2 separate regions of the Homo sapiens genome follow, and region 1 is linked to region 2. Evidence: chromatin loops called from intact Hi-C (ENCODE). Cell type or tissue: psoas muscle. All regions are shown on one strand. Each heading gives the region's core, and the rest is flanking DNA. Links, peaks and the distances in the headings are about the cores only. Region 1 overlaps NUP153 (nucleoporin 153). Region 2 overlaps KIF13A (kinesin family member 13A).

Region 1 (10,262 bases), core at 1,497-9,496, 110 kb before region 2:
TAACCAAGAAGTAGCTTCAAAGCACTTTCCAAAGCCAAACTTGCACACAAAAAAAGGCCATGGTCACTGTCTGGTGGTCTGCCGCCGGTCTAATCCACTACAGCTTTCAGAATCCCAGCGAAACCACTACATCTGAGAAGTCTGCTCAGCAAATCAATGAGATGCACCAAAAACTGCAATGTCTGCAGCTGGCATTGGTCAACCGAAAGGGCCTACTTCTCTACAACAACACCCAATGGCACACTGCACAACCAACGCTTCAAAAGTTGAAGGAATTGGGCTACAAAGTTTTGCCTCATCTGCCATATTCACCTGACCTCTCGCCAACTGACTATCACTTCTTCAAGCATCTCGAAAACTTTTTGCAGGGAAAACACTTCCGCAACAGCGGGATGCAGAAAATGCTTTCCAAGAGCTTGTCGAATCCCAAAGCACAGATTTTTGTGCTATAAGAATAAGCAAATTTATTTCTCGTTGGCAAAAATGTGTTGATTGTAGTGGTTCCTGTTTTGTTCAATAAAGATGTGTTTGAGCCTAGTTAAATAATGATTTAAAATTCATGGTCCAAAACCCCAATTACTTTTGTACCAACCTAATAAATTCCTTATTTACACAAGGTAAGACAGCCCATTTCTTTTGTTTTTGTTTTGTTTTGTTTTTGAGACAAAGTCTCGCTCTGTTGCCAGGCTGGAGTACACTGGTGCAATCTTGGCTCACTGCAACCTCCACCTCCAGGGTTCAAGTGATTCTCCTGCCTCAGCCTCCCGAGTAGCTGGGACTACACACATACGCTATCACACCCAGCTAATTTTTGTATTTTTAGTAAAGACGGGGTTTCATCATGTTGGCCAGGATGGTCTCGATCTCTTGACCTCGTGATCCGCCCGCCTTGGCCTCCCAAAGTGCTGGGATTACAGGCATGAGCCACCGTGCCCAGCCGCCAACCCGTTTCTTAAATATAATTAATAAAGAGCTTTAATGACAAAAGAAAATTGGTTTGCTACAAAACCTATAAAATTTATATACTGTTTGTATGATCAATGGCATTCAAGGTATTTCCTTTTCAGATAATGATATACAGTAATAGATTCCCTCCCTTCACAACACTCTAGTAGAGTGAGAAACAGAGACTAAAGGAAAGACAGAGCCTCCAGACCAGCAATAGAGCCAAGTCTACTAACATAATCCCAAAGCTCATTACAAGTCAATTTATATGGCAGAAAGTGAAAACTGCCAAGGAGGTCATAATTCTGGTGAGCTATAGTACTGCTAGCTAGGAAAAGCATAGTTAAAAGGAAGCAAGGCATCACACTCCAAACCTGCAGAGCAAAATACCAATAGGCATGAAGAAATCTAAGACATCCAACAACTTCAACCAAAACATGATTTTGTTTCTGTCAATATAAATAGGAAAAGCATGTTTAAAAAGCTAAAAATATACTCCTAAAACTCATTGGTCAATGAGGGAGTCACTGGTGAAATTTTAATTAGAAACAAATGACAAATACAAGGACTATGTATCAAAACTCAAATGGTTAAGCTAAGCTGAAATGCATTTATAATACAACTAAAATGAGACTTGCATTCAACTTAAAGTAGTTAGAAAAAAAGAGCAATATATAGACAGAAAGGTTAATGTAACCAATCTTAAATCTGTCCCTATCTTTTCCAAACATTTATGGTCAGAATATATAGAGAACTCTTTCTAATAATAAATTATATATACATATACATACATATTTCTTAATATACATATAAGAAATTATATATATATCCCTACAGGAAATAACCCCATAGGAAAAAAATGGATCAAGAGAAAACTCAAATGTCCAAAAAACACACAAAAGGATGCCCCAAGATCTATCTATTGTCATATGGTGGAAATGTTGAACTGCAAAACTATCTTGAAGAGAAAACATGGCAACATCTAATACAGCAGAAGATGTGGATCATCCCCTATAATCCAACAATTCCATTCCTAGATAAATACTCTAGAGAAAATACTGCACGTGTGCAGACAGAAAAGTGCATATTCACTTTAATGTGTATTAGAAATCTACCAAAATGTATCCTGATGGCAGAATGGATTACGGTAAATCTTCAAACTGGATAAATATATAAGCAGTGAAATTAAAAAACTTACAGTTACCTTTCACAATACAACATCAAAAAAGGAGAAACAGGCAAGCAAGAAGAAGACAGGCAGGGCACGGTGGCTCTCGCCTGTAATCCCAGCACTTTGCAAGGCCGAGGCAGGTGGATCACTTGACATCAGGAGTTCGACCCAGCCTGGCCAACATGGTGAAACCCCATCTCTACTAAAAATACAAAAATTATCCAGGTGTGGTGGCAAATGCCTATAGTCCCAGCTACTTGCGTGGCTGAGGCACAGGAATTGCTTGAACCCAGGAGGCAGAGGTTGCACTGAGCCGAGACTGCGCCACTGCACTCCAGCCTGAGCGACAGAGCAAGACTGTATCTTAAAAAAAGAAGAATACGTATAGTATTAATCCTATTTATGAACTTATTTACGTATGTTTTACAAACAGACAAAACTATACAGTAATACCAAGGGTCAAATAATTTCAATTGCAATTCCCTTATTTGAAAAAGTATGGGTAGTTTTGTTTTGTTCTATGATACCCATGAAATTTAAGGTACTAGATTAGGTTTTCAGCATGCATTTTGAAAGAACTGATTCAATAGCAGATTAATTTTGCTCTGGGTCTCTTCGAACCCCACCCCTACAGGTCTCCCCTTACCACCACCACACCAATGCTTTTTAAATAAACCTCAAGAGTATATGAGTATACAACCCTACCTCCTCCTCCAGAGGTTTAGAAGCAACAAAGCGTGTTCTTTCTCGTCTCATCTTGCCACCTCCACCACCTACTCCAGAAGATAAACCATTGGCTGCAGGCAAACTGAAATTTGGATATGAAAAGCCACTGGCAAATAAAAAGAAAATTAAAACAACTGATATATTATTGTGGTCCATAACTTGTTAACTAGAACTGCTAACAAGTAAAAAAAAAATATACAGCTGAACGTGATTCTAAAATCTTAGATTTCTTTATATAAAGTTTCTGTTCTTTGATTTTAATCTTCAAAAAGGTACATGTAAATTAAATACAGACCTTACAAGTTAAATATAAAGAAGTATAGCTGTATAAGAAATGACAGTACCTTTCTCGTTGTTCTCTATTTTGTCCGGGTGTCATATTTTTTTCATATCCAGTCTGCAGGGGAAATACACACATATTTACGTTTGCTTATTTGTTGTAATTTTCTTAGTACCACCTTGCTTCCTATTAATTTTAATATTTAGAATCAGGAATTTGATGGCTTTTTAGTTAATGAATCCTGAAATTTGAAATTACACCCTGCCTTCTGAATGGTAACCAAGAGTTACAGTGAGATTATATATATGAAAAATGTCAGTGAGCACAATCATTATTTTAATAAAATGGTAGTATACAGACAATACACTCACTAACCTAACCACAAAATTACTTTACTTATCCCTCTTTTTGTCCTGTTAATTGTGCAACCAAATATACAAAGCTATTCCTTTCGAAATAGCTCCCTACAACTTAAAGAATTAATACTTCCACTGAAAGGAATCAAGACTTCTTGGAAAAATGGCTGATTACAGGGCTGGGGCAGGAAATGCATGTGATGAGCCTGAATTATCTTATAATATCAAAAACCAATTAAGTGCTCAAAAAGATACAGGCAAGAATCATCAATAATGCTAACACTAGTGGCTGAAAAGAATATAATTGGGAAGTTTCCTTCCCACAAAATACTTATTCATTACGAAAGGTAAAATAGTAATTTTATAGTAGAGAATCCTCACAGACACCACTTTATGTAATAACCACACTGCCAGGAATGGGACAAACTGGTAGCCTGTGCCTTCTGAACAGTGAGAACAGCTCAGCACACTCCCTCAACGGTCTTCACTGCCAAAAGTAGGTAACTGAAATCTAATCATGAGGAAACATCAGACAATCATAAAACTGCAGAACATTCTACAAAATAACTGGCTTCTATACTTCAAAATTATCAATATTGTGAAACACAAAACAACAAGAACAAAAAACAAAAGGAACTGTTCTAGACTAAAGGAGATGAAGAGACATGACAACTAAATGCAAGACATGATGTTAGAATTTCTTCTTTTAGGCCAAGTGACAACATGTAAATAGAATCTGTAGATTACAGTGTTGTGCCAATGTTAAGTTTCTGGGTTTGACCACTGCTATGCATTATGTAAGGGAACTCCTTGTTAATAAGAACACAGAGAAAAAGATAGAGCAAATGTAGTAAAATGTGAAGTTCATGAAATTTTTCTTGCAAATCTGTAGAAGTCCAATATTATGCTAAAAAGAAAAAAATACACACACACACACACACACACACACACATATATATATATATATTTTGAGTCAGGGTCTTACTCTCTCACCCAAGCCAGAGTGCAGTGGTGCTATCACAGTTCACTTTAGCCTCGAACTCCTGGGCTCTCACGTGATCCTCCTACCGCAACCTCCTGCCTTGCTAGGATTACAGACACGCACCACCACATCTGGCTAATTTTTTTATTTCTTCTAGAGATAAGGTCTTGCTATGGTGCCTGGGCTAGTCTTGAATTCCTGGACTCAAGTGATCCTTCTGCCTGAGCCTCTCAAAGCACTGGGATTATAGGCATGAGCCACCATGATCACACTATGTTCAAAATATTTTTCAAAATTTTAATGTTAACTTAAAAGTATGGAGGGAGATAAAGCAAATATGACAAAATGTTAATGACTGGTGAATCAACATAAAGAAATACATGGCAAATCACTGTACTAATCTTTCTAAGTTTCAAGGTTTTCAATAAATTGAGTTGTTAGAAATGAGATAAAATATAACTAAAGGCATAAACAATAAGGTGTTAAGTAAACAAAATAAATACAAGTTAAATGACACAAAAAACCAGACAAACCCAGATTATGGGACATTTTATAAGACAACTGGCCTGGTCTCTTCAAAAACCTATGATCCAGCAATTCTATTTCTAGGTATAAACCCAAGAGAAATAAAAACATGTCCACACACACAAACACACAAAAAAACACTTATACATAAATGTTGACAGGAGCATTATTCATTACAGCCAAAAAGTAAAACCAACCCCAATGTCCTTCAAGTGATTAATGGATAAAACAAAATCTAGTATATCCATACAATGAAATATCTACAAAATCTAGTATTCCTTACAATGAAATATTATTCAGCCATAAAAAGGGAAAAAATGAAGTACTGATACATACTACGACGTGAATGAACCTTGAAAACACTATGCTAAGTGGCTACTGACGGGTATGGGTATGAGATTTTCAAAGGGTGGGAGAGATGGTAATACAAATGTTCTAAAATTTACCATTATGATGGCTTAACAGTTGAACAACTCACAGACACCACTTTATTTATAAAGTGTTTTCCAAACATGCTAAAACCACTGAATTGAAAACTTTAAATAGGAGAATTGTATGATATGTGAATTATCTCAAGAAACAGAAACCAATGTGGCCAGGGTGAGGGTTTGAGGTCTGGAAAAACAAAACCAAAAGCAGTATCTGAACCTTGCTCGAGTCCTGGTTCAAAAAAGCAATTATGAAAAACGTTTCAATATGGACTGGATATTAGATAATTTTAAGGAATTAGAATTAATTTTCTTAGATGGGATAATATAGGACAAAGTACTTAGGAGATGCATATCAAAGTACTTAGGGTTCAAAAGATAATGTCTGAAATTTACTTGCAGATAGTTCAACACCACCACATGAAAGAAACAGATAAAGCAAATCCGGCAAAATTATGTAACCTAAACAATGGGTACATGCTAGAGTTTACTAGTCAACACTAACTTAAGATCTGACCAAGGTAGTGGCCAGGCGCGGTGGCTCACATCTGTAATCCCAGCACTTTGGGAGGCCAAGGCAGGTGGGTCACTTGAGGTCAGGAGTTCGAGACCAGCCTGGCCAACATAGTGAAACCCTGTCTCTACTAAAAATACAAAAATTAGCTGGGTGAGGTGGCACATGCCTGTAGTCCCAGCTACTCGGGGGGCTGAAGCAGGAGAATCACTTGAACCCGGGAGGCAGAGGTTGCAGTGAGCTGAGACCATGCCATTGCACTCCACCCCTGGAGACAGAGTGAGACTCCGTCTCAAAAAAAAAAAAATTTGATCAAGGTGACAGCTATTTTAAAAGCATACCAATTCATAATCATCACTAATTCACAACCTTTATGTGTTATACAGTTGCTAGAATACAATGGTAGTTATATTTTACATTATTTAGTCTTACTTATTCTAATCAATATTCAAAGACTGGTAGAAATATACATATACTCACACTGCACTTGTTATCTATTCTTTGATTAGTCTTCCTGAATTCACCAGAAGGAGTCAGAGATGGTTTAAAATAAACACTTCGATTTGTTGCTATGGAAACTGGCTTTGGGGTCATAAGTCTCTGAACAGGAGGATATTGAGAATCCACCTTACAGGTAAAGAGAAATCAAAAACATTTATTTTCATATAAATCAATGATTCATATCTAAATTTTGACAATAGCTAACATGACCTAAAGACCATGAGTATTTCCCAGAGAAATATACAGTAGATACAAACAAATAAGAGGAAAAACTGATAATAATGGAACCTAAGGTATGTATTCATATACCTATGCACATAAATATACACACATATAATTCTAAAATGGCTTCACGGATACTCTATATTTCATTCCAGACTTAATGACTTTTCACACACATGCATGCATACAAAATGGAACTATATTCAAAACAGCACTACAGATCAAACCTTTTACAGTTTTTTGTTTTTTTTTTTTAAGAGACGGACTCCTGCTCTGTCACCCAGACCACAGCTCACTGTAGGTGAGACCTGGGTGATCCTCCCACCACAGCCTCCTGTGTACACAGGCGTGCGCCACCACACCCGGCTAATTTTTTTGGTTTTTTTTTGTAGAGACAGGGTCTCGCCATGTTGCTCAGGCTGGTCTCAAACTCCTGGGCTCAAGCAATCTGCCTGCCTCAACCTCCCAAAGTGCTGAGATTACAGACATGAGGCAACTCACCTGGCTTTTTTTTTTTTTTTTAAATGGAGACTAGGTCTTGCTGTGTTGCCCAGGCTGATCTCAAACTTCTGGGCTCAAGCAATCCTTCTGCCTCAGCCTCTCAAAGAGTGCTGGGATTACAGGCATGAGCCACTGCACCTGGCCCAGAGTGAATTTTAAATGCATGAACTAAAATGTACTTTTGTCACATTTTCCCTGAATTACTGTCCATATTTTTTGAGCTGCAAATAAGATATTTTAAAACTAGCTATGGGCCAGGCGTGGTGGCTCACACCTGTAATCCCAGCAATGTGGGAGGCCGAAGCAGGTGGATCATTTGAGGTCAGGAGTTTGAGACCAGCCTGGCCAACATGGTGAAAACGTCTCTACTAAAAATGTAAAAATTAGCCAGGCGTGGTGGCATGCGCCTGTAATCCCGGCTATTCAGGAGGCTGAGGCAGGAGAATCGTTTGAACCCGGAGGCAGAGCTTTCAATGGGCCGAGATTGTGCCACCGCACTCCAGCCTGGGAGACAGAGCAAGAGTCAGTCTCCCAAAACAAACAAAAAAACTAGCTATGAAAATATTTTAACTCCCAAAAATGTGACCGAATCCCTCTCCAAGTTATTTCCCCCATTGTTATTTAAATACCAAACCAAACCAAAAATCTTACAATGTAAGTCTAAATGGTAAATCACTGTTAAGACTTCCAAACTGTAAAATGAACTCAATTTATTATGTAAGTACACCAACTGTTTTGTTAACAGTCCTTTGCTAAACTGAAACATAGTAAAAATCCTGTTGGTATAAAACCACTATAAAGCCAGAAGCTTCTAACTCTGTCCAAAGACTGTAATCCTATGAATAAGGTCCTTTCATTCAGCAGCAGCTGTGAACAACATTGGTTTCCAGGGCAAAGCCTCTGTATGGTTACTAACTCTTCCCTAAAACCTCTTCGCAAATGTGACCTTACATACAACTCAATAAGAGAGTCTATTTTGTAGACTGTTCTGATAACATCTGTGAAACATGGGCTATGATACTGTATTCTGGCTTTTTATTTCTTAGCACCCATTAATAAACTTTTATGGATACGATACTCAACCATTAGTAAAACTGTTATTGATAAGAACTTACATTATGACATAATTTTAAAATTTCACCTCTTATTATAAAATAACCTGATATAAATGAGGGGTTGAGAAAAGCTAGTAGCTTAAATTAAGCCCATCATAGAAACTACTAATAGATTCCTTCTTGCCTAATTCCAAATGTCTAGGTAATTCCAAAAATTGAGAAGCAACACTCTTCCAATAAAAAGTTCAATATTAGCTTTCTTTGCATCAGAATTTCATTACAGATAATAATTTATCAATATCTTAGTCATTGCAATTAATTCATAAAATTATAATTTAAATAATTACTTTTGAGGAACTTGGTATTCCAAGAAATGTTTTCAAAAGAAAAATCCAAGCCAGGCACGGTGGCTCACGCCTGTAATCCCAGCACTTTGGGAGGCCGAGGCGGGCGGATCACGAGGTCAAGAGATCAAGGCTACCCTGGCTAATACGGTGAAACCCCATCTCTACTAAAAATACAAAAAATCGGCCAGGCATGGTGATAGGCGCCTGTAGTCCCAGCTACCTGCGAGGCTGAGGCAGGAGAATTGCTTGAGCCCTGGAGGTGGAGGTTGCAGTGAGCTGCGACTGTGCCACTGCACACTCCAGCCTGGGTGACAGAGCGAGACGCTGCCTCAAAAAGAAAAGAAAAAAAAGAAAAATCCAACAGTCTGCTTTCCCTGAAGGATGCTTAACCAGCTATAAATAAACTAACAAAAGATACCTCTTTAACCCAAACTATCAAACATTGTATTTTTTTCCCACAGTAACCGCCAAAGTTAATTTTAAGCAAATAGGATATATTAAAAGGGCAGCAAGATATAATGATCAACTTTATCAGTTCCACTATCTTGAAACAGTATTTTGTTTGGCTGATGAGAGATCTGCCTAATTGAAATTCTACTACACACAATAGATTTCACAAAATTTTGGTTAATGAGGAAAGTATACAAAGATGATGATGTGCAATGAGGACTTTAGTTTACTGAACTTTTTTTTTTTTTTTTTTTTTTTTGAGATAGAGTCTCACTTTGTCTCCCAGGCTGGAGTGCAGTGGCGCGGCCTCGGCTCACTGCACCCTCCGCCTCCCGGGTTCAAGTGATTCTCCTGCCTCAGCCTCCGGAGTAGCTGAGATTACAGGTGCGCACCGCCACACCTGGCTAATTTTTTTTTGTATTTTTAGTAGAGACAGGGTTTCACCATGTTGTCCAGGCTGGTTTTGAACTCCTGACCTCAAGTGATCCACTGGCCTGGGCCTCCCAAAGTGCTAGGATTACAGGCGTAAGCCACCGCACCTGGCCGATCACTCCTATTTTTATTTATCAAAAGGTAACAGTAAGCCATAAAGTCTGTCAAGATCCTCAAGATGGAAATGCTGAATAGCCCAAAAAAAAATTGGATGAGTATCTACTACATATACAATATTGTCCTGAGGACTGCAGAAGAGAGTAAAATGTCCAAGTAGAAGAATACTATTTTTCAGGGTCAGGCACAGTGGCTCACACCTTAGTCCCGGCACTTTGGGAGGCCACGGCAGGCAGATCACCTGAGCTCAGGAGTTTGAGACCAGTCTAGCCAAAACGGTGAAACCCTATCTCTACTAAAAATACAAAAATGAGCAGGGCATGATGGCACGTGCCTGTAATCTCAGTTACTAGGGAGGCTGGGGCACGAGAATCGCTTGAACCTGGGAGCCATAGGTCGCAGTGAGTCAAGATGGCACCACTGCACACCAGTCTGGATGACAGAGCGAGACTGAGACTCAAAAAAAAAAAGAATATTATTTTTCAAACATGTTCCCTAATGTCTAAACTAAATCCAATTTGTATACTTGTGAACTTTAAACACAACAAAATTGTAGACAGTTTAAATAACTAAATGCTAAAGAAGTTTTACCTTTTCTCTTTTGGCCTGAAAATCTGTGATATCTATCCCACTCCTATCAAGAGGCTGAAAAAAAAAAAAAACACTATTAGAATAGATGGGGAGTTATGAAAAATACCTTTTTTTTTTTT
Region 2 (10,262 bases), core at 1,185-9,184:
GAATAAACAGGATTTTTTTTTTTTTTTTTTTTTTTGTAAATTGAGGTATAATTTATAACCTAAGGTGCCTGGTATGCAGTGTTTTTAAAACTGTATCTCAAATTAATAATTTTAAAACCAAGTGCTAAGGAATGAGGTTTTGTGGGTAGAGTTTCAGCCTACCTGTGGCAAAATATATATAAGCCATCCTGAATGCAAGGCTGGCACCAAGGTATTGGAATATATTTTGCCAGCTAATTAACAAAGGCTACCCTAGACAGTGAGACGATGAAGGGTGATTATGATAGATTGTAGTGCAGCTCTAACTACAGAATTATCTTGGCAATAGCATCAGGCAACATAAAAAAGCTTCCAAACATATCCACAGCTAAATGCATTAAATGCATGATTACTTACTCCAAGTAAGTGCACTTCCTCTAGGTAGATTAACTTCAGAATCTAGGCAATATGTATAGGCACATTAGAAAGATTTTGGTATTAAAAAGATCTCTTTGTTACACTTTTTATAAAGGCCAGAAGCAATAAAAGTGCCTTTCTCCCTTTTTCTAAGCAAACTTAAGCAAAAAATAAATAAATAAATAAGATAAAATTGTAGGTCATGGCCACATCCATGCAAAATATCATTACCAATGGTCACATTTTTATTTTCTTTAAGACAAAGACCCAATACATGTCTTAATTTCTTCTAGCATTTGGATGATTGTCTGTGAAAGGGCCTTAAACCCACCACCAGGCAATATGACAGAAATGGTTCCGGAACTTACAATCTTCTTCTCACGTTTGCTATTGTGTTCTACTGGCATGCTGCTGCCATTGCTTCCTGAGGGTACAATGCAGCCAGGGTTATGTGCCTGAGGTGGAGGCATGCTCTGCAAAGGTTAAGACACACAGATGCATCACACACAAAGACGACAACGGCCAAAATACATATTAAGTACATGCAAGTTAGAAAAGCAATGCTAACACTCTTATTACATGTGAGTAATGCAGCAGCCAATTCTGCAGGCCAGAGTTAAACTACTGGAGAGATATGACAGGAATAAACAGATTCTGTGGCAAAAAGCATAATTAGTCTTATTTAAAAAACAGCCTTTTGACCAGGTACAACGGCTCATGCCTGCAATCCCAGTGCCTTGGGAGGCTGGGGCAAAAGAATCACTTGAGGCCAGGAGTTTCAGACCAGCCTGGGCAACACAGCAAGACCCTATCTCTATAAAAAACAAAATCAGAAATCCCCAAAAAGACAAAAAAGAAAAATAATTTTAAAAAAGGCCTTTAATCTTTTCAAAACACCTAGAAAACATCTTTCTCACTTGAAACATAAAAAAATACTTTGAAAAGCCATAAACACAAAGAAATAAAACCACAGCAGCAACAACAAACAAGAGATTCTACCATGACTCTGCATGCTTGAGAAAGAGGAATTCGAGAACGGGAACCATGGAGTGATGACCGTGCATGTCCACATGCAGCACTCAGCTTGTTAATGCACACTGCTGCTTCACAGGTGACACAACTCTGCTCTATTCTGCATAGTACAGACAAGTCAAGCATTTACCTCCTGGCTTAGAAGAGGCCTTGCTTCCAGGGCTATCCTTTTCTTATGCTCCTCTTTTACAGGCATTAGGGGCTTGAAAAACTTTGGTGGCTGAGGAGAGAATGCTTTAAAAGGGCTGACGGTTAAGGCATGAGGAGTCTCTGATGTACAACCTAGGGAAGATGAGAAGTTATGAGGTTACAGATGCTGAACACTTTAAGCAAAACATAGGAACTGAGACAATGACCCAGCCATGGGAATATCTGGGAGAACAATGAAATTCATAGGCTAATATTTGGCTAAGCATTAAAACAGATGTATGCCCACCCTGTGCAACATAGGGACACCAGTCTGTGAAAAAAAAAATAAACAGATAGCCAGGCATGGTGGTGTCTACTTGTTGTACTTGCTACTCAGGAGGCTGAGGCGAGAAGATCGCTTGAGCCCCAGGGGTTGAGGCTGCAGTGAGTTATAATGGTGCCACTGCACTCCAGCCCGGGCAAGAGAGAGAGAGGGAGACCCTGTCTAAAAACAAAACAAAAAAACCCCACAAACAACAAACAACAAACAAAAAAACCCCCAAAAAACCATGGAACAGATGTAGGCAAGAATAGACATAAATCTGTGATGTCACAAAGAGTTACTACAGTGCTAGTCTGTGTGAACAAAGTGAGATAGCAAATTTCTACACTCTTTTCAAGATCCAGCTTAAGCACCACTAACCAGACCAATTTCAGCTCACGCTGATTTTCCATTCCTCTGAATTCTCACAGCCCTTATTATCTGCATGTTCATTTTGGCACCTTATCATTTAACATCTCATTTTCTGTGTATCTTATTTCCATAGTTATAAGACAGAAAGTAGAGGCTCAATAAATATTCAATGAATTAATACTGTGTAAATTTTCTTGCGAGCCTCTTTTTTTCCCCCTCAGGCCACCCTGCTATATATGACTAAGGGAGGACAATTCTTCTTCCTTGCTTGTATCATTTCTTACCTTTTTGGCCTCTTTCCTCCCTTTCCAATTTGTTAGTATAATGGCGAATATACCTTATATTTTACCTACTAATATAAGGTATAAGGTAACAGAACCGATATATATGGCCAAAGAATACTGTTCCCATTAAGGCACTGGTAGACTGTATAATTTAGGTAATAATGTCACCATGAATCAAACTCATTTTGGGTATCGTTTTTGAAAACTGCTTTATGAATCAAAGTCATGTTCTTTTAAAAATTCCTTTGAGTACACAAATATGACAGAGCTGGATATTCTGGTAGAAAATAATAGGATTTGTATGTGTCTCAAAACTGGACTTGAAAGTCAGGAAATGATGACAAAAAATGATTCAGAAGTTCTAAAGTAATACACAAAAAGTCTATGATTATTTGGGTGATATGTTGGATACAAAACAAAAATAAATCAAATAAGTGAATGTTATATGTTACATTCAATAACAGTTTTGTATCATCTAGTTAACTAGAATATCAGCTTCATATCTTATTATATGCCATTAATGAAAGACATTTTTTCATACTTTTTCTAAGTAATTACAAAGAAATATCACTGCAAAATAATCTCACCACTACCTTCTTTATTCCTTCGAGGAGAATCCCTGGGTAAAGTTCCATAACATGCTACATCTTGGTAACTGGAGCTATAGTCAGACATGTCCAACTGGTTCTCTGGCCAACCCTACAAGGTAAAAATATGGGTTAACTGTAATTGAATCACTCCAAAATAAGAAATAAAGCCCAGGTTGGAGTTTCTTCTGTTTTTTTTTAATGGCAGCATATGCTCTTCTTTATTTTTATTATGATTTATTTCAAATATACAGAAAGGGCTGAATATCGTAAAAAATACTGTCATATCCAAGGTATACCCGGAGTGAATACATGTTAATATTTTATTATATTTGCTCAAGTTTAATAAAATTATTACAAATGTAGTGTGATCTTTTGGTCCCATTCATCTTCCTTCCTCCCCAGAGGTAGCTACTTTGAGCAATGTGGCATATACCCAGAGTGACTTGATAATTTAATGACCAAACTGAAACACTCTCAAAGGACAACTGTTCCATTAGTAATTCTGCCTGGGTAGAAGGCACAGCTGAGACTGTCCAAGGCAAATTTGGCAGTGTGGTTACTCTACCTATATTTGAGATTTAAAAGTTTCAAAGAGGCATAAAGTATTGGTATACAAAACAGAGAAAACGCTGGCATATCATACGAGCTTACTTAATCTTATGTCAACTTATCAGGAGTTGATTGCCTCTGAAGACTAAATTTTAAACTTCTTAAGGACATAAATCTGTGCTTATACCTTTTGGATCATCTAGTCTCTAGCATAGTAACTCATATATAATATGTATTCAAGAAATATTTGTTGAATAAGATCATGTTGCAATCTGTCCTTAATTTTAAATCCCCTCTTTTACCCATTGAAATAATTTTGATTATGCTATGGTGGATGTAACACCTTCTCCAATCATTTAGAGTTAAACCCATAAACACACAGATATCTATTCAATTATGTGTGGTACTGTCCTGGTATGGAACCTATCATGGTAAGTAACAATGTAATACTGAAAGTGCATAGCAATTGTCTGGGCATGGTGGCTCATGCCTGTAATCCAAACACTTTGGGAGGCCGAGGCGGATCGATCACCTGAGGTCAGAAGTTCGAGACCATCCTGGCCAACATGGCGAAACTCCATCTCTACTAAAAATACAAAATTAGCCAGGTGTGGTGGCAAATGACTATAATCCCAGCTACTCGGGAGGCTGAGGCAGGAGAATCGCTTGAACCTGGGAGGTGGAGGTTGCAGTGAGCCAAAATCATGCCACTGCACTCCAGCCTGGGTAACAAGAGTGAAACTCTGTCTCAAAAAAAAAAAAAAAGAAGTGCAAAGCAATATCACATCAAGTATTTGAACCTGGAAATGGAGTTGTGGAGAGAGTTATTTGCTTACAATTAAGATGGGAAGCCCAGAGATTTTTCTTTTTCTTTTTTTTTAAACTGACAGGATCAACCAGGTGAGGCCCAGAGATTTTAAAAACACCAAGATCCCACAACTTTCCAGACTAAGATTCTACTAAAAACCTAGCCATGCCCATAGGTGCATACCTTGTCATCTTCATCAAAGCCAGAAAGGTCCGGTCGGCTGGAAGAGACCTATAAGAGAAGAATGGTTTTAGCAATGTGGTTTATATATTTAATATAAGGGGTTTTTTTTATATAAAGAAACAGAATGTCACAGTTGAAGCCTGCAGTCTTCATTCTTCTCCTCCTCTTTCTTCCCTCTCCAGGAGTAGTGACTACTCTCAATTTGGGGTTTATCATTCCCATATAAGTTTTATATAATTGTATGTGTATATACTCATAACCAATAGTTAACATTATTTTGCATATTTTATGCTTCACATAAGTGGTATCTTACTATATATGGTCTTATTCAATAGTCTAGTCAAGTATTGATATGTGTACTATTTTTAGTATCATTTAATTCTAAATACAACCTGTATATTTATGAGAATCTCTAGAGTATATATCTAAGGGATGTAATCTCTGGGTTGTACAGGAGTATATTTTGACTGCTTTTCCATACAGGTTTTAGAATCAGCTTATCAAATCTTACAAAAAATTCTGTTGAGAATGATTAGCTTAAGGACATGCCAATTTTTTGATACTGTGAATTCTCATCAACGAGCATAGTAATAGTCATTATTTTAGTATAGTCCTTCTTTTTGGTGATAGCTGTATTCAGGTTTTCTATTTCTTCTTGATTCAGTTTTTACAGGACATTTCCATTTTATTTAAGCTTTTACATTTGTTGGCATAACATCAAGTTATGAGGTCTCGCTATGTTGCCCAGGCTGGTCTCAAATTCCTGGCCTCAAGCAATCCTCTCGCCTTGGCTTCCAAAAGACTTTACTTGATCAGATTGAGGTTGAAAAAAATATTTTTTTTTTTAGATTACTTCATAAGCAGTTTTTCTTCACTTTTTTTTTGAGACAGAGTTTCACTCTTGTTGCCCAGGCTGGAGTGCAATGGCGCAATCTCGGCGCACCGCAATCTCCTCCTGGGTTCAAGCGATTCTCCTGCCTCAGCCACCCGAGTAGCTGGGATTACAGGCACCTGCCACGATGCCCAGCTAATTTTGTATTTTTAGTAGAGACCGGGTTTCTCCATGTTGGTCAGGCTGGTCTTGAACTCCCAACCTCAGGTGATCTGCCCACCTCAGCCTCCCAAAGTGCTGGGATTATAAGCGTGAGCCACCGTGCCCGATCTTCTTTACTTTTTAAGCTAGATGTTTACCTAATTCTTTTTTACTCTACTTTTTAATATAAGAGCTATATATTTCCTAATAGTAGCCCTCACTCTCTCATTTTTTCTACTGTCTAGTATTCTGCTTTATACAGAATTATAGGGAATTTAGGGCTAATAATTTCTAGGTACCACTTTAGCTGCATTGCACAAACACTGATCTATGTATCATTTTTATTCTCATTTAGTTCTAAATACATCCTAATTTCCATCATAATTTCTTCTTTGAGAAATGAGTTCATGAAAAGCGTTTTTCAATTTACAACTATATGAGTCTCTCTTATCTATTTCTAATAAATGCATTGTGGTCAGAAGAAGTAATCTGTGTGATAATAATTACTGGGATTTGCTCTGTAGCCCACTGTAGGACAATTTTTGTAAGTGGCCACCATGTTTTAAATAATTTTCTGGCAATTCTAGAGAACAGGAAGGCAAATAAGCCTGTGTTTTTCCTTGGAAAGACCTTACTTCTACTCAGCTGCTTCTGGGAAGTGGCTGCTTAGAAGTGCTCCATGCACTAATCTGTCCTATCCCTCTGTGACAGTGTCCCCCCTGCTAGGATCAGTTTCTGTCAATTGGATTTTCTAGATTAACTGGTTGAGAAAAATAACGAAAATGGTCAAAGGAACAACTAGGGACTCCAAGAGTGCCTACATGCAGTGGCTGACTCCTTATCACACTGATGGTGGCAGACTCAGAGCCACCAGGGCAGCTAGAATGGGCACAAAAACTGACCCTGGAGCAGCCAGCGTCCAGGGACTCGGGTGCAAGTATTCATAGCTGACTCCACCATCTGTAACCAACTAAACTCAATTTATATCTTAAGGAACTTCTTTCAAGGAGATAACTTGCTGAACAGGAATTCATAAGATTGAACAAATGGCTCAGTCTTAGACAACTGTGCTGCCTGGTGTGTGTCCCTGGTACAGAGAAGCAGGCTACACTTTGGGATGCCCACACCAGTTCCATAAGCTCTACTGCCACTGTGTGAATCCCACCTTCCCCCACCCCAGAGGCTGCGACATGTCACATAGGAGCAGATCCTTGGCAGGATGCACTTACATTATGAACATTTGGTGTACTGAGGCTCCTCCGAATGTGCCGGGCTTTGGTGGAAAGTGCTTCTTTGACTGTGACGGCCTGTAAACATAATAATTTGAAAATAACACTTTTTTTTTTTTTCCCCAGAGACAGAGTCTCACTCTGTTGCCCAGGCTGGAGTGTAGTGATGCGATCTCTGCTCACTGCAACCTCTGCCTCCTGGGTTCAAGCAATTCTGCCTCAGTCTCCTGAGTAGCTGGGACTACAGGTGCACGCCACCACACTCGGCTAATTTTTTTTTGTATTTTAGTAGAGACGGGGTTTCACCATGTTGCCCAGGTTGGTCTTGAACTCCTGAGCTCAGGCAATCTGCCCACGTCGGCCTCCCAAAGTGTTAGGATTACAGGCGTGAGCCACCGCACCCGGCCATTACTTTATTTTTTATTCTAATTATAAAAGTAACATATGTTTATTTATAGATTTAAATATAGACTGCATCAGTTCTACATACATACACATTTATAAAACTGAAATATTATTTTACCCACTTATTATTATTTGTTTAGCAATTTATCAAAAATATTTTTTTTAAGATAAATAAAACTGCAGGGTGTGGTGGTTCATGTCTATAATCCCAGCACTCTGGGAGGCTGAGGCAGGTGGATCACAGACAGGAGTTCGAGACCAGCTGGCCAACATGGTAAAACCCTGTTTCTACTAAAAAATACAAAAATTAGCTGGGCATGGTGGTGGGTGCCTGTGGTTCCAGCTATCTGGGAGGCTGAGGCACTACAATTGCTTGAACCCAGGAGGCAGAGGTTGCAGTGAGCTGAGATTGTGCCACTGCACTCCAGCCTGAGCGACAGAGCAAGACTCTGTCTCAAAAATAAATAAACAAATAAATAAATAAAACCAGGAAAACAGCAGAATGGAAGACATTTATGTTGTGAAATTTTTATACAGGTGGACAGAGAAAATGTAGAAGAGGTACTTCTAACTATGTATCTCATTTGCAAAATGACAATGAAGTGTGATGCTGTTTGTATTTTACTCATGCAGCAATTCAGGTGGGATTTCCACTAAGGGAAGATTTTTCTGACAGATGCCAATTACATTCCTCCTATTAATCAACACCTCCCCCAATAATGTCAACTATTGCTCCTATGAAATGACATATCTTATCTTATAGTTGCATTACTTAGTGGATTATTTTCACTTGAATGACCTGTTGTCACCTCAAAAGTTAACTCAGGTCTAAAAATTAGGGAGATAGTAAGTCTGTGTTTAAGCATATGTGCTTTGGAGTCAAGCTACTTGGCTTTACATCCGACTTTGTACCACTTCCTAGCTGTGTAACCATGGGTGAGTTAGCTAACTTCTATCAGCCTCAATTTTCTCATTTGAAAATGGGGATTTCAACAGTACTTACCTCAGGGGGTTATCTTGAAGATTAAATGAAATAATATACCTAAATTACTCAGGCTCAGTGCTTGGCAAGTAGGGGTTATTCAATAAAAGTTAGTCATTATTTTTATTTTGGTTACTATTTTGCCAGAGTCCTTTCAATAGAGATGGCTCAAGTGCTCCTTCTCTGATAGATTTAGTGAGGTGTTTGGTAAGTAAATTCATATCTGTCCATTGGGGGTGAAGGCTGGTGCTTTCATCCTCGGTCCAGATATTCAGTTACTTGCCTGCCGGAGCCGTTCAAGACTCAGAATGTTTTCCACCTGCAGCACGCCTCGAGTGTACTTCTCAATGTACGTCTCCCCATCTGATGTGCCTTCGTTTTCACTCCTTGCTGCCAGGAGAGCCAGCGTTTCCCGGTCCTCTATCTCCTCAGTTGCCTACGAGGACAGGAAGGAAGTGACAATACTTTGATGTGAACAACGTTTTCATCCAAAGTGTGGTGAGAAAACGTTTTAGAAGTCTGGAGAATGAACACATTCTCCATTATTTAGATACTGATATTTTTTAAAGTAGCATATATATATATATATATATATTTTTTTTTTTTTTTTTTTTTTTTTTTTTTTGAGACAGAGTTTCGCTCTTGTTGCCCAGGCTGGAGTGCAATGGCGCGATCTCGGCTCACTGCAACCTCTGCCTCCCAGGTTCAAGCGATTCTCCTGCCTCAGCCTTCCTGAGTAGCTGGGATTACAGGCATGCGCCACCATGCCCAGCTAATTTTGTATGTTTAGTAGAGATAGGGTTTCTCCATGTTGGTCAGGCTGGTCTCGAACTCCCGACCTCAGGTGATCCACCCGCCTCGGCCTCTCAAAGTGCTGGGATTACAGGCATGAGCCACTGCGCCCGGCCTAAAGTAGCATATATTTTACCTTTGGTATATTGGATACTATTTCATAGGTTACACCACAGGAATAAAATATATTTTTCAGGGATATTCTCCTCTTCAAACTCTGCGTGAAACTCTAGTAGAAAAAAAAAAAAGCTGTATTAAGCTATGTGACAAATGTAAGTTATTTTGTATTTTTTTTTTTTTTTTTGAGATGGAGTCTCGCTGTCGCCCAGGCTGGAGGGCAGTGGCGCGATCTCGGCTCACTGCAGGCTCCGCCCCCTGGGGTTCACACCATTCTCTTGCCTCAGCCTCCCGAGTAGCTGGGACTACAGGCGCCTGCCACCTCACCTGGCTAACTTTTTTTTTTTGTATTTTTAGTAGAGACGGGGTTTCACCGTGTTAGCCAGGATGGTCTCGATCTCCTGACCTCGTGATCCGCCCGCCTTGGCCTCTCAAAGTGCTGGGACTACAGGCGTGAGCCACCGCGCCCAGCCAGTTATTTTGTATTTTACAAATTGTAGAAGCATTACAAGTTACTATGTTTTTGAAATGCAGAATACTCAGCATAACAGAAAAAACTGAAGCTAAGAATCCCTGTCTCCAACCCCAAGGGATACTAACGTCCAGCTGTTAGTTGGGAATTTGACTACAGAATCTGCAGCATGTTCAGGATTTCTGTGGTTGCTTCTCTCTCCCATCTGCTGCCTTCCTGTGATCTCTCCAGGGCTTAATCAGTCTTTCCTGAGATGGCTAGAACAACACTGGAGAGGATCAGTTTCACTGACAGCACCTCTGAGATGGGATCCGTCAAAGCAGTAGGATAGGGATTTGTTTGGAGTCTGCCTTTTGTCCTGGTTTTGTCACTCACTTGCTTGGACCTGGCACTTAATCTCTCAGCCTCAGTTTTTCTACTTTTCAAACAGTGAAATATCACAGCTCCACTGCCTGGTAGGATTACACCTCTCCAATCAGTCAAGGTGAAACTGCCCTTACTGGATGACATTGACCTCTGCTATCCTAATGCCCACTACCTTGGATAAATGAGAATCAGACTATAACT

The links. A loop is a pair of places that touch in the nucleus more often than their neighbours do. Peaks named below come from ENCODE experiments on the same cell type or tissue, not always from the same donor. Only the 100,000 strongest peaks of a DNase experiment are listed, where the experiment ranks them.
Region 1: it touches region 2 in a loop (2.2-fold over the local background); 7 of 110 quality-filtered maps call a loop at or near these places.

Annotation. Positions count from the first base shown.
Region 1 is chr6:17,658,832-17,669,093 of GRCh38, forward strand. NUP153 (nucleoporin 153) reads right to left here. Exons shown (of 22, transcript NM_005124.4): 8 at 10,144-10,197; 9 at 6,408-6,554; 10 at 3,187-3,239; 11 at 2,822-2,948. Among named protein-coding and RNA genes, the nearest start is that of NUP153, 43 kb to the right of the region's middle. RefSeq lists a silencer at 6,307-6,601. In psoas muscle, for the core only: no CTCF peak of the experiment used is centred there; no DNase peak of the experiment used is centred there.
Region 2 is chr6:17,770,350-17,780,611 of GRCh38, forward strand. KIF13A (kinesin family member 13A) reads right to left here. Exons shown (of 39, transcript NM_022113.6): 32 at 9,243-9,335; 33 at 8,598-8,750; 34 at 6,928-7,005; 35 at 4,666-4,713; 36 at 3,129-3,234; 37 at 1,559-1,710; 38 at 765-869. Among named protein-coding and RNA genes, the nearest start is that of NUP153-AS1, 68 kb to the left of the region's middle. In psoas muscle, for the core only: no CTCF peak of the experiment used is centred there; no DNase peak of the experiment used is centred there.